Regions from separate parts of the Homo sapiens genome. Here region 2 is linked to region 1. The links are chromatin contacts, found by Hi-C or POLR2A ChIA-PET in ENCODE. All regions are on one chromosome and are shown on one strand. Each heading gives the region's core, a stretch centred on a gene start or an enhancer-like site at or near the end of the contact. The rest is flanking DNA. Distances are from core to core; before and after follow the strand shown. Region 1 overlaps LOC107986166 (a long non-coding RNA gene). Region 2 has its middle 64 kb from the start of LINC01991.

Region 1 (5,656 bases), core at 3,098-5,597:
ATGTAAGAGAGAGACTCTAGCAACATATAAAAAGGATTATGTATCATGACCAAATGGGATTAATCCCAGGAATGCAAGGTTGGGTCAACACATGAAAGTTGTATTGGCCGGGTGCGGTGGCTCACACTTGTAATCCCAGCACTTTGGGAGACTGAGGCAGGTAGAACACTTGAGGTCAAGAGTTCGAGACCAGCCTGCCCAACATGGCCAAATCCCATCTCTACTAAAAATACAAAAAATTAGCCAGGCGTGGTGGTGGGCACCTGCAATCCAGCTACTCAGGAGGCTGAGGCAGGAGAATCGCTTGAACCTGGGAGGCGGAGGTTGCAGTGAGCCGAGATTGTGCTACTGCACTCCAGCCTAGGCAACAAGAGTGAAACTCCATCCCAACGCCCCCTGCCAAAAAAAAAGTTGTATTAATAGAATAAAGAAACAAATTACCATTTCAATATACACAGAAAAATCTTTGCCAAAATCTAACACCATTTCATGATAAAGACACTCAATGCACCAGGAATAAAAGATTACTTCCTCAATCTGATAAAGGGCATCTATAAATACCTCAGCTAACATCATACTTAATGATCAAGGCTGAACATTTCCTTTCTAAAATGATAAACAAGTCAAGGATGCCCATTCTTCATTTCTATTTGTACTGTACTAGAGATTTTAGCTAGAACAATTAGGTAAGAAAAATAAATGAAACATATTCATATTGAAAAGGAAAAGGTAAAACTATCTATTCACAAATGACGTATATACAAAATCCTAAGTAACCCACAAAAACTTATTAGAACTAATACCAAGTTCAGCAAGGCAGCAGGATACAAAATCTTACAAAAATCAATTCTATTTCTATATATAATTGATGAAAAATTAAAAATGAAATTAAGAAAATAATTTTATTTACATCAAAAGTAATAAAATTATTAAGAATAAATTTAACAAAACTAAGACAAGACTTGCGCAATGAACATTATAAAACATCATTAAAAGAAATTAAAGAAGATCTAAACAAATGAAAAGACATTCTATGTTCATGGATCAAAAGACAAAATATTTAAAACTGTAGTTCACTCCCCAAACTGAACTACAGATCCAATGCAATCCCCTTCAGAATTTCCGCTAGCTTTTTGCAGAAATTGGCAGTTGATCCTGAAATTCGTAAGGCATGCAAATCACCCAGAATAAGTAAAACAATCTTTAAAAAAATTAGAGGACTCACATGTCTTGACTTCAAAACTTACTACAAAGGCACTGTAATAAGACAGGATGTACTAAAGTAAACTAGATTTATATATCAATAGAATAAAATTGAGAATCTAGAAATAAGCCCTCATCTTCAGGTTTAATTGATTTTTGACAAAGATATTGGGACCATTTAATGAGAGGAAAAAAATCTTTACAACAACTGGCACTGTGACAACTAGATAGCCACATGCAAAAAAAATTAATAAATTTGAACCACTAATTTATACTGTATACAGAAACTAACTCAAAATGGATCACAGACCTAAATGGAAGAGCAAAACTATAAAAGATCTTAGAGGAAAACCTGAGTAAATCTTTGTGCTCTTGGATTGGGCAATGGTTTCTCAGATAGGATACCAAAAGCATAAGCAACAACAATCAGAATAAAAAAAAATTAGACTTTATCAAGATTAAAAATTTCTGCGCTTTTAAAAGTACAATAAAGTAAAAGCAAAAAATGTGAAAGTGGAAAGACAACCAAGAAAGTGCAAAACATAATCCTCACAATGAGAGAAAATATTTGAAAATCATGTATCTGGTAAATGACTAGAATCCAGAATATAGATATAAAACACAACTCAATAATAAAAATAAAACACAATATTTAAGTGAAAAAGCATCTGAACAGATGTTTTTCTAAAGATATACAAATAGCCAATAAACACATAAAAACATGTTCAATATCTGCTATGGTTTGAATGTGTCCCCCAAAGTTGATGTGTTGAAAACTTAATCCCCAATGCAATAATCTTGAGGGGTGGGATCTTTAAGAGGTAATTAGATCATGAGAGAATGCCCTTATGAATGGATTAATGCCATTATCATAGAAGTGGTTCATTATTTCAAGAGTGCGGGTCATTATAAATGATGGTTTGGCCCTCTCTGTTGTTTTCTCTTGCCCATGTGGTGACTTTTTTCACGTTATGACACAGCAAGAAGGCCCTCACTGGATGCCATCACCTCAATCTTGGACTTTCCAGGCTCCAGAACTGTGAGAAACTTTTCTTTACAAATTACCCAGTCTCTGGTAGTCTATTACAGCGGCACAAAATGACTAAGAAAACATCATTAGTCATTGGGAAAATGAAAATCAATAACCCAATAGGATACCATTTCACAACACTAGCATATGTGTGATCAAAAAGGTAATAATAGATGTTGGTAAGGATGATGAAAAATTAGAGCCCCTATGCATTGTTGGTGGGAATGTAAAATGGTGTAGACATTTTGGAAAAGTTTGATCACTCCTAAAAATGTTAAATATATGGTTAACATATGACCTGGCAGTTCCATTCCTAGATATATGCCAAAGAGAAGAGAAAACATGCCCACACAAAAACTTGTATATGAATCATTATTCATAATAGCCAAAACATGGAAAGAATTCAAATATTAATGAACTGATAAATAAACAAAATGTGGTGAAATATTATTTATACATCAAAAGTAATGATATACTGATGTGTGATACAACATGGATAAACCTTGAAACTATTTTGTTAAGTGAAAGAAGCCACTTAGGAAAGATGGCTTATTGTATGAGTTCGCTGATATGAAATGTTCAGAATAGGAAAAACTATAGAGACAGAAAGTAGCTAAGTGTTTACCCAAAGCTGGGGGCTGGGGGTGGGAAGGGAGTGGAAATGGAGAGAGATTTGCCAGTGGGTGCTGAGTTTCTTTCTCCGATGCTGAAAATATTCTAGAATTGGGTAGTGATTATTAAATCAAAAGTTCATTAATGTACTACAAATATTATTTTACACTTTAAAGGGGTGACTTTTATGGTACATTAATTACATTTTAATGGAGCCACTCTGGAAAAGAGAGAGCAAGGAACTAACTGATGGAATGAAGACCTAGAGGACATAAGAATGGCTAACCCTCCATGCCAGTATAAGACGTGGCTTTAAATAGTTCTAAGACTGAAAGAAGGGAGAACGGATGAGCACGAAGGTACCTTTGCAGGTGACAGAGTAAAGGTGAGGGAGGCCCCAATTAAGGGAATTTACTCCAGTGCCTCAATTTTCTAGAAATTAAAAGTAATATTAACTGCTGGAACTAAAGGGTTGGGAGTTGGGTAGAGAACTTGAGGAAAAAATACGCTAATTAATATAATCAAATGTAGCCCCTGAAGAAAATGAAGAGGAAGCAGCCTAAGAATAAATAAAAGAAGGAAGTTGGCATTTGCTAAGACTCTCTTTGCATGGCATCTGGCCCTCAGGCACAGTTTGTTCTCTTTTTTATTCAGCACCTCAGTAATCTCCACAAGAGCCCTAAGAAGACAGTACTGCCAGGAAACTGTTCAAACAGACATATCTGTAGGGGACCTCCGGGCTGCACATGACCCATTTTTCAACATCACTGGCCAAAGTGCAACAAGGTCACGTACTGCAAATATTTGTGATTAGAAAGATTCTTTCCTCTAAAAGTTGCCATGAGATAGTTCTGTGAAATATAAATATTGGCTCAGGGTGATTGACAGCAACTGAAAATTCAAACAAAGGCAATACAGCCCAGGGATCCTCTGTGGTCCCAGCAGTAGGGGAATCATGCACCATCAAGACAACATCACAGACCTCCCTACCTAGGGCTCAGAGGGTTGGGCAGGGTAAATTCTGCTCAGTGCCCCTGTTAGCTCACTACTGGAAAAGCAGAAAGCTTGGCTTCAGCCACCTCTACAGCCCAGAGGACTCCTCCCCTGCACCAGCCGGTAAGACAACTAATGTAATGTTGAGGAACACTCAGAACTGTTTCTAAGCCTGTTTAAGGACACACTGATGTCTCCAGGCAAATTAGCCTATTATCAAGCATAGCAAGTTGAATAATGGCCACCCAAATATATCAAGTTCTAATCCCTGGAATTTGTCAATATTACCTTTTTGGAATGAAAGGGTCACTGCTGATGTAATTAAATTAATTATTTTGAGATGTGCTTTCTGTGGGTTAAATGTGAGGATCCTCAATGCCATTCCAAGTGTTCTTATCAGATAAAGGCAAAGCAAGATAATGAGAGCACACATAGGAGGAAAGCGAAGGGAAGACTGTTGGCAAGTCAGATTGCTGACAACCCCCACAAGCAGGAAGAGGCAGAGAATAAATTTTCCTCTGGAGCCTCCAGAGGGAGCATGGTCCTGCCGACACCTTGATTTAGGACCTGTAGCCTCCAGAACTTTGAGAGAATAGTCTCTTCCTTTTAAACCACCCTAGGAAACTCATACGCATGGCAACAGTATTTTCTTTACTCTCATGAGCCTAAAAATGCACATTTGATGTTGAACCTGCGGAAAGTGAAAGTTTGGGATAGAAAGACAGGAAGTGGAGCCCATGGGACTATCATCTCAATTCATCCACCTCCTGCGGGAGATTTTTCTATGTCCTTTCTAGTGATTCCTGCACACCCTCACACCCACCCCACCCCACCCCTAAATACTGCCTTTACAGGAGCAGATATAGTTCCTTGGTTGTATAACTCTTGATGGAAACTTAAATTCAAGTGTAAGGAAAACAGCAAATTTGGAGCCAGAACGCAGACTGAGCCCTGATCTACCACCTCCTGTGCAGCTTTGGCCTCAGGCAGTTTATTTTACCCCTAGTCTACTCAACTGAAAAATACCAGCAATAATTCTAACCCCCCAGAGGATGACTTTTTGTGAAAACCAATCAAATAAGTTAATGCCCATGCCTTCACCTGGATTATCTGGGGAAAATTTGAAGCAAAGCTGACATGCTGCTGCTTTCTGAGACAGCATAATTCCAGGCAGCAAGAATAAGGGTGAAGGGAGGGAGGCAGAAAGGAGGGGGGAAAAATGCAAGAAGGTGAGGACCACACTGGCCACAGCACCACCAGGGAATGTGGCCAATGACTCATTCTTGTGAGATATTGTCCTTGAGGGAACCACTGCAATACAGAATATTGCTGGAGCAGGGAGGAGCTGGAAGAAAGGTGAGGGTGTGATAGTCACCTCCCTTCTGCCTCCCTTCTCACATGGGGCAAACTTCATCTCATGGAGAGTTAACTCTCCTGGATCTCCGTGGTATCACCCTACTCCTCTGAGCAGCCCTGGGGAAGCAAGATGTGAGTCATCATCTGGTGGAAGGAGGAAAGCAACATGGTCCCATCTGGTTGGTTCTAGCACTGGAGCTGTGATAGCACGGCTCCCATCCAGCAGGTGTGGCAGAGGCCATGCCACAGCCCAGCCCTTTCCTGAGTGGGGTGGGGATGACTGAGGAAGCTGGCAGTAGTAGGAGATGCCAGAAAGGTATCAGCCTCCGAGACATTCCCCTAAGTGAGCCGCAGGCGTGGAGGCAGTGGGGACGCAGAAATGGACTGGCACATAAATGGGGTCCAAAGCTTTGTGTGAAACAGATTGGGAAATGTCAACTGTTTTACATATATTACTTCACT
Region 2 (5,154 bases), core at 2,304-4,803, 120 kb before region 1:
TGCTGGTAATGTGGTGAGTTTCTGATTCTTTCTGGAGATTACAAAACAATCCATTTATTAAGTCCAGGATATAAATTCAGACGTTCAGATTGGTCATAAGACAGTTCGAGAAAGCAAAAGGCAGATTGTCCAATCTGGCTGCTCCAGGTGCCAGGAGTTATTAATTATGCCTGTTCTAATAGCAAGAGCTGGGAAGCAGCAAACTCAAAACATGTGGGGAAAACAAAAAATTAGATGGTGGTTTGCCTTAATGAGAGGAAGTAAGAGGCAGCAGCCACAGCACCAGGCTCAGTACACTGAGTACAAATCCTGCCAGCAACATATTTTAGCCACAACTGGGCATGATCACCATAGTCGCTACAGGGATCATGGAGTCCTAGCGGGCTCTCCAACATCTGTGCAGTAATCAGTGAGGTCACTTTCTTCTTTGTGCTTTTCTAGGGTGGGTGAGGGAGGATTCAAGAAGTCAAGAGGGACTAATCAGAATTTGGTGTTCGGTAGATCATAGATTATGAGAGCTGGATGGTACATTACAGACTAAATAGTCCAACCCTGCCCATTCCCACATATGAATAAACTAAGTTCTAGAGTAGCTAAGTGACATAACCCATGTCACCCAACAATGGCAGGGCAAAACCAAAGTTTTCTCTATTCTTTTTCTCTCCGGTTAATAGCAGACTCCTTTTCTTCCTACTTAAGAAACTGGCTTTCCTTAGACTTTTGCAAGCTCTTTAAATAGCGAGGAGCCTCACCTTGGCAGAGGCCTAGGTATTTCACTTTCCATCTTTAAACATGGCCCTGGATTAGCTCTGCTTGATGAGTAGCCATCTCCTATCCTGCTTAGAACTCTTCTCCTGGTTTAAGCCTCAGAAATTCAGGCTCTGGGATGCTATGACATTTCTGCCAAATGGTATATGATAGCTTCCACTTGGTAGGACAGTCATCATTTTACCAATGAGCCATAGATAGGCTTGGTTCATCAAAGGAGACCATCAGACTTACCTGTGGGTGTCGTTCCCTGACTTACTCATCAGCCTGCTATCTAGGAGGTCTCTAGAGCCAAAGTCTTGGGGGGTTGTGCTTCCCTCTGACCCACTGGACTCTGAGCATATGGAGGCCAAGATCAAGGTCTTACTCATCTTCATTTCCTGCTTGTTGCTTGGATGATGTCTACTAAATTTTAATAGATGAATGGGCCAAACACTTATAGGAAGAAATTTACAGACTGGAACTCACTCAGTGAGCAGCAACCAGGACTGTGAGAAGATGAACATTTGAGTAGGATAAGGGATGCCTTAAAAAGAAGAGATATTCAACTTGGAGAAGAAAATGTTCACTGGGGAAATGATCATCATCTTCAAATAACAAAAGGGTGTCTTTGGGAAGATGAGAAGTAGGAGAAGGCAACTCTGGAAAGGAGGACTTCAGAGGAACATAAGAATCTGCTTTGGGAACAACCCATATTTACTGAGGATCCTCTCTTGACAGAGATATGGAAAGGAGGGGACAATCAGTGGGGAAACAGCGTGGCCCAAGACTTCTAACTTTAAGGAGCCTCTGCTACCTTAGAATAGAGAAGAACTGGTAGCACTTTAATTGGAGGCAACATTGAAGGTAAGGAGAAACTATTTGCAGTAAATTGAAATGGAGGCAGGAGTAGAAAAGAAAGAGGTTTGAGGATAGAACAAGCATGCTTCATCCTCCTAGGATTCCTCTTTTTATAATAACAATACTGATTATTAAGTGCTTCTATTTACCAAGCTCTGTATCATAATTTTAGCCTCACTGATGATAACCCTGATACAGCAACAATCAGAAAGCCCCACTTCATACAAGTTGAACTTGAAAAAAATAAAGGAAATTGATTTTAAAAAAACATGTTGGCAAGCTTTCTGTGACACTGGCATGCTCGTGTGTGGAACACAAACTGAACGCAAATGGAAACAATCCCTTTGGAGAGCTGTTTGGCAATACCTTTCAAGGTCATAAAACTCAGCTAATAATCTCAGTCCCAGGGATTTACTCTAAGTAAAACGCCTCTTAAAAAAAAAAAAAAAAAAAGAAAAAAAAAACCCTATATGGTCAAGGTGCTTTAAAATAGCAAAACCTGGAAATAATCCAAATTTCCAACAATTTAGGAATGGTTAAATAATTTATGATATATTAACTCCATGAAAAATTATGTAGCCATTAAAATGATAAATGAGAAGACTCTGTGGCAAAATGAAAGACATATAACAAATAATGGGCAAGCATGAGAGTGGAATGCAAAATTGTACACATGCTCTGATTATCACTGTAAAAACACTTATGGCTAGAAATTGAGAGGGACAATAGGGGTATATAAAAAAATTATTGTTTTGTGAGATTTTGTGCATAATCATTGTACACTTTATAAAATGAAAACACAGAAGAACTCTTGCCGTCGCTGGGGAAATTTGAGAATCACAGCATGTAAGTTAGAAAGCATTGTATGGGTCCTTGGCGAGCGCTCTCTTTGTACGGTTAAGGAAACCAAAGCCCTGAGGAAAGTAGCTTGTCTGTCCCACAGCTAGTTAGCAGCAGGGTTGAGGCTAGAACACAGAAGCACAGAGTAGAGGATCCTTGGAAGATTACATTGAACAGCCGGATAATGTGGGAAACACACAGGGTGAAGAGGGCAAGAGAGAAAACAGGATTGCCTGTCATAAAAATTCTCAGATGTGAGCAGCAAATTCAGTCAGTGAAGAACACACCCCATTCTCCGTCTATTGAAAACAGCTACTGTCCACTCACTGAGTGGGCTGTGGGTCTGAAAAGAGAGGATCTGGTTTTCTGCCTTTGAGGGTCATCTTCCCTCACCTTCTCTCTTTCCCCATTACCACCTCCTGAGGTCAAGTTCTTGGCAATTATTCTCCAAACTCTCTGTGGGGCCAGTGATGCCCCAGTTGCTGCGCTAGGACTGGAGACGCAATGTTGACTAAGACACACATAGCCCTTGCTCTAATGGTGCTTTCACTTTAGGATTGAGACAGACAATTAGCTTGCTAACAAATAAATAAAATGATTTAATAAGGCAATGTGTACTACCTTAACAAACAAAACAGGGATTTGTGATGGGGACAGACAGTATGGGGCATGGAGGCTTATAAGCAAGTGGGTAACATGGTCTGACATATGTTTGAAAGCTTACTCTGGCTGACTTTATTTCTAGGATAATTGCAACAGTCTCTGTCTCTTCTTACTATGGCCAAGGAGGTCTTAACAAAATGTAAATTTGACGTGACACTGCTCCATCTGAAAACTTTTTAAGATTCCTTGTCAGCCCCAAGCTAAAGCTCAGACATTCAGCACAGCTATGGAAATTTTCATGCTAGGCTTCTATACCACCTTCACCCCCGCCACAGTGCAGGTCTTGCACTCTGCACCACAGCCCTCTTCAGGAGTCCCAGCCAGCTGCACACTCCCCTCAGGCTGAGCCTTTGAGATGCTGTTCAGAATCTGACCCTTTCCTCCTTCCTTGTTTATAGAACTCTTTCTCTCCCTTTAAGGTTTTGTTTGAATGTTACCTCTCCCCTCACTCTTCCAGGCACAGCAGATTAGTCACCGCTTTCTCTGTGCTCATAACATGCTTTGTTTACACTTGTATCAGGATATACCACATTGAATCATAATTATGTGTTTGTGTATGCATGTAGGTATAATAAACTCTTAGAGAGCAGAAGCCATATCTTATTTATGTTTTTATGTCTAGAACTAAGTGCAAGCTGGGCACCTAGCTTTAGTGAATATTTAATGAATGAGTTGGTAATAGATCATTGGATAAAAGGATGGATAGGTGGATGAATGAATTACTAAGCAAATAAATACAATCTATCCTCATTTTAAAAGCAAGGCAAATATGATCTGTTTCCTTATCTGTGAAAAGAATCACATAAGGTGATTTTTAAGGTTACTTCCAGCTCCAGGGTCTGATAGTCAATAAATCACAACTGGTTATTGCCGTTGGAATCAGAAAGCTTTCTTGGCTTGGCTGCTTGAGATATCTCAAAACGCTCCCAGGTTCATATTAAGGACTGAAAAGTCTGTGGATCCTTAACTTGCAAGCCTGCTGCACTGGGATAAATAAAACCTGGGCCTGGGCTGGGTGTTCTCCTGTCCCAATTGGCAACACTCACCATACCCAACATATCTGGTGAGGGAAGAAGGCTCGAGCAAAACAGGTTTTGAGCCAGCTCAGCAACAGCACAGCTATACATTCCTGTAAATTTCCAGGCCCATGTGAAGGCCGGGACAGGCGTGAATATTCCGCTATGTCACTCAGCTCCCGTGGTTATTTTTGTTCACCCCATCATCTTGTGGATGTGGCTTCAGGACAGACCTGTATAGATTTAGGTCAGAGGTCAGGAGAGAAATAATTCCTAATTCAGCTTTCAGTGGAGGAGAAAAGAGTGAGGACACACCATTCCCTCTTATGAGAATAAAGGTGAGACTGACCTGAGATTCCATTCATGCAAGAAGGCCTGTCTTACACCACTACAGGCCTAGTCCTCTGTTAGGAGAATATGGAGAGAGATAAAGTGGTTCCTGTCTTCAAGGAGTTTATACTCTAGTAAGAGAGATTGCTAATGTGCCTAAGGTAAGTTATTTGGGGCACAGAGAGGACAGTCCATGTGGATGAAGGTTGGAAGGTTGAAGGAAGAGGGAAGGAATACTTTATAAAGGAGGAAGTGTCTTCAACAGAGAGAAATGGAGATTGACTATGACAGTCAGAAAAAAATGCTTGAACGAGGGTAAGGAGAAGTCAAAGTACAGAGCAGTGGGGGAAGGTAAGCAGAGACTTGGGCACAGCAGAGGATGGGTAAGAGAAGGAAGGGAGGTATTTCACAATGTTGAAAGATGAAGGACAGGAGGGGTCAGCCGGGTCTTAGAGACCAGCCTCATCATTATTAAAATAAAATATTATCTAGTGCCAGTTATTGCCAAACAGGAAACCCTGTTCCTTCCTCTGAGTGCCAATCTCCAGGGTTTAGAATGCACCTGGAAAGCAATGGGGGTCTCTGGAGGCTCTTGAGAGCAGGGTGGGGTAGAAAGTGTTGAGACTTGTTCCCTGCCTGCTTCCCTTTCTTACCTGGATGCCAAGTGGTGGAATTGGCTTGGCAGGGACTTGAGCCT

The links. Hi-C counts contacts between places; a loop is a spot of excess contacts on that map. ChIA-PET counts read pairs that join two places held with the same protein, here RNA polymerase II (POLR2A). Pooled maps may share reads with other maps.
Region 2: a map of PC-9 shows a loop between it and region 1 (3-fold over the local background). The contact joins two enhancer-like sites. A Hi-C loop is called at or near these places in 3 of 168 maps with a recorded cell type or tissue (PC-9, ovary and sigmoid colon) and 1 of 50 pooled maps. POLR2A ChIA-PET finds 5 or more read pairs at or near these places in 2 of 52 experiments (B cell and activated CD4-positive, alpha-beta T cell).

The regions. Positions count from the first base shown.
Region 1 is chr3:188,032,949-188,038,604 of GRCh38, forward strand. All of the region lies in intron 2 of LOC107986166 (a long non-coding RNA gene), which reads right to left. Among named protein-coding and RNA genes, the nearest start is that of LINC01991, 59 kb to the left of the region's middle. RefSeq lists an enhancer at 3,513-3,807. Within about 2 kb of position 4,348, at least 8 of the 41 ENCODE cell types and tissues checked have a DNase peak (open chromatin) inside an H3K27ac peak, as active enhancers do; they include PC-9, where a contact is called at or near this core.
Region 2 is chr3:187,910,263-187,915,416 of GRCh38, forward strand. No RefSeq gene overlaps it. Among named protein-coding and RNA genes, the nearest start is that of LINC01991, 64 kb to the right of the region's middle. Within about 2 kb of position 3,554, at least 10 of the 41 ENCODE cell types and tissues checked have a DNase peak (open chromatin) inside an H3K27ac peak, as active enhancers do; they include PC-9, where a contact is called at or near this core.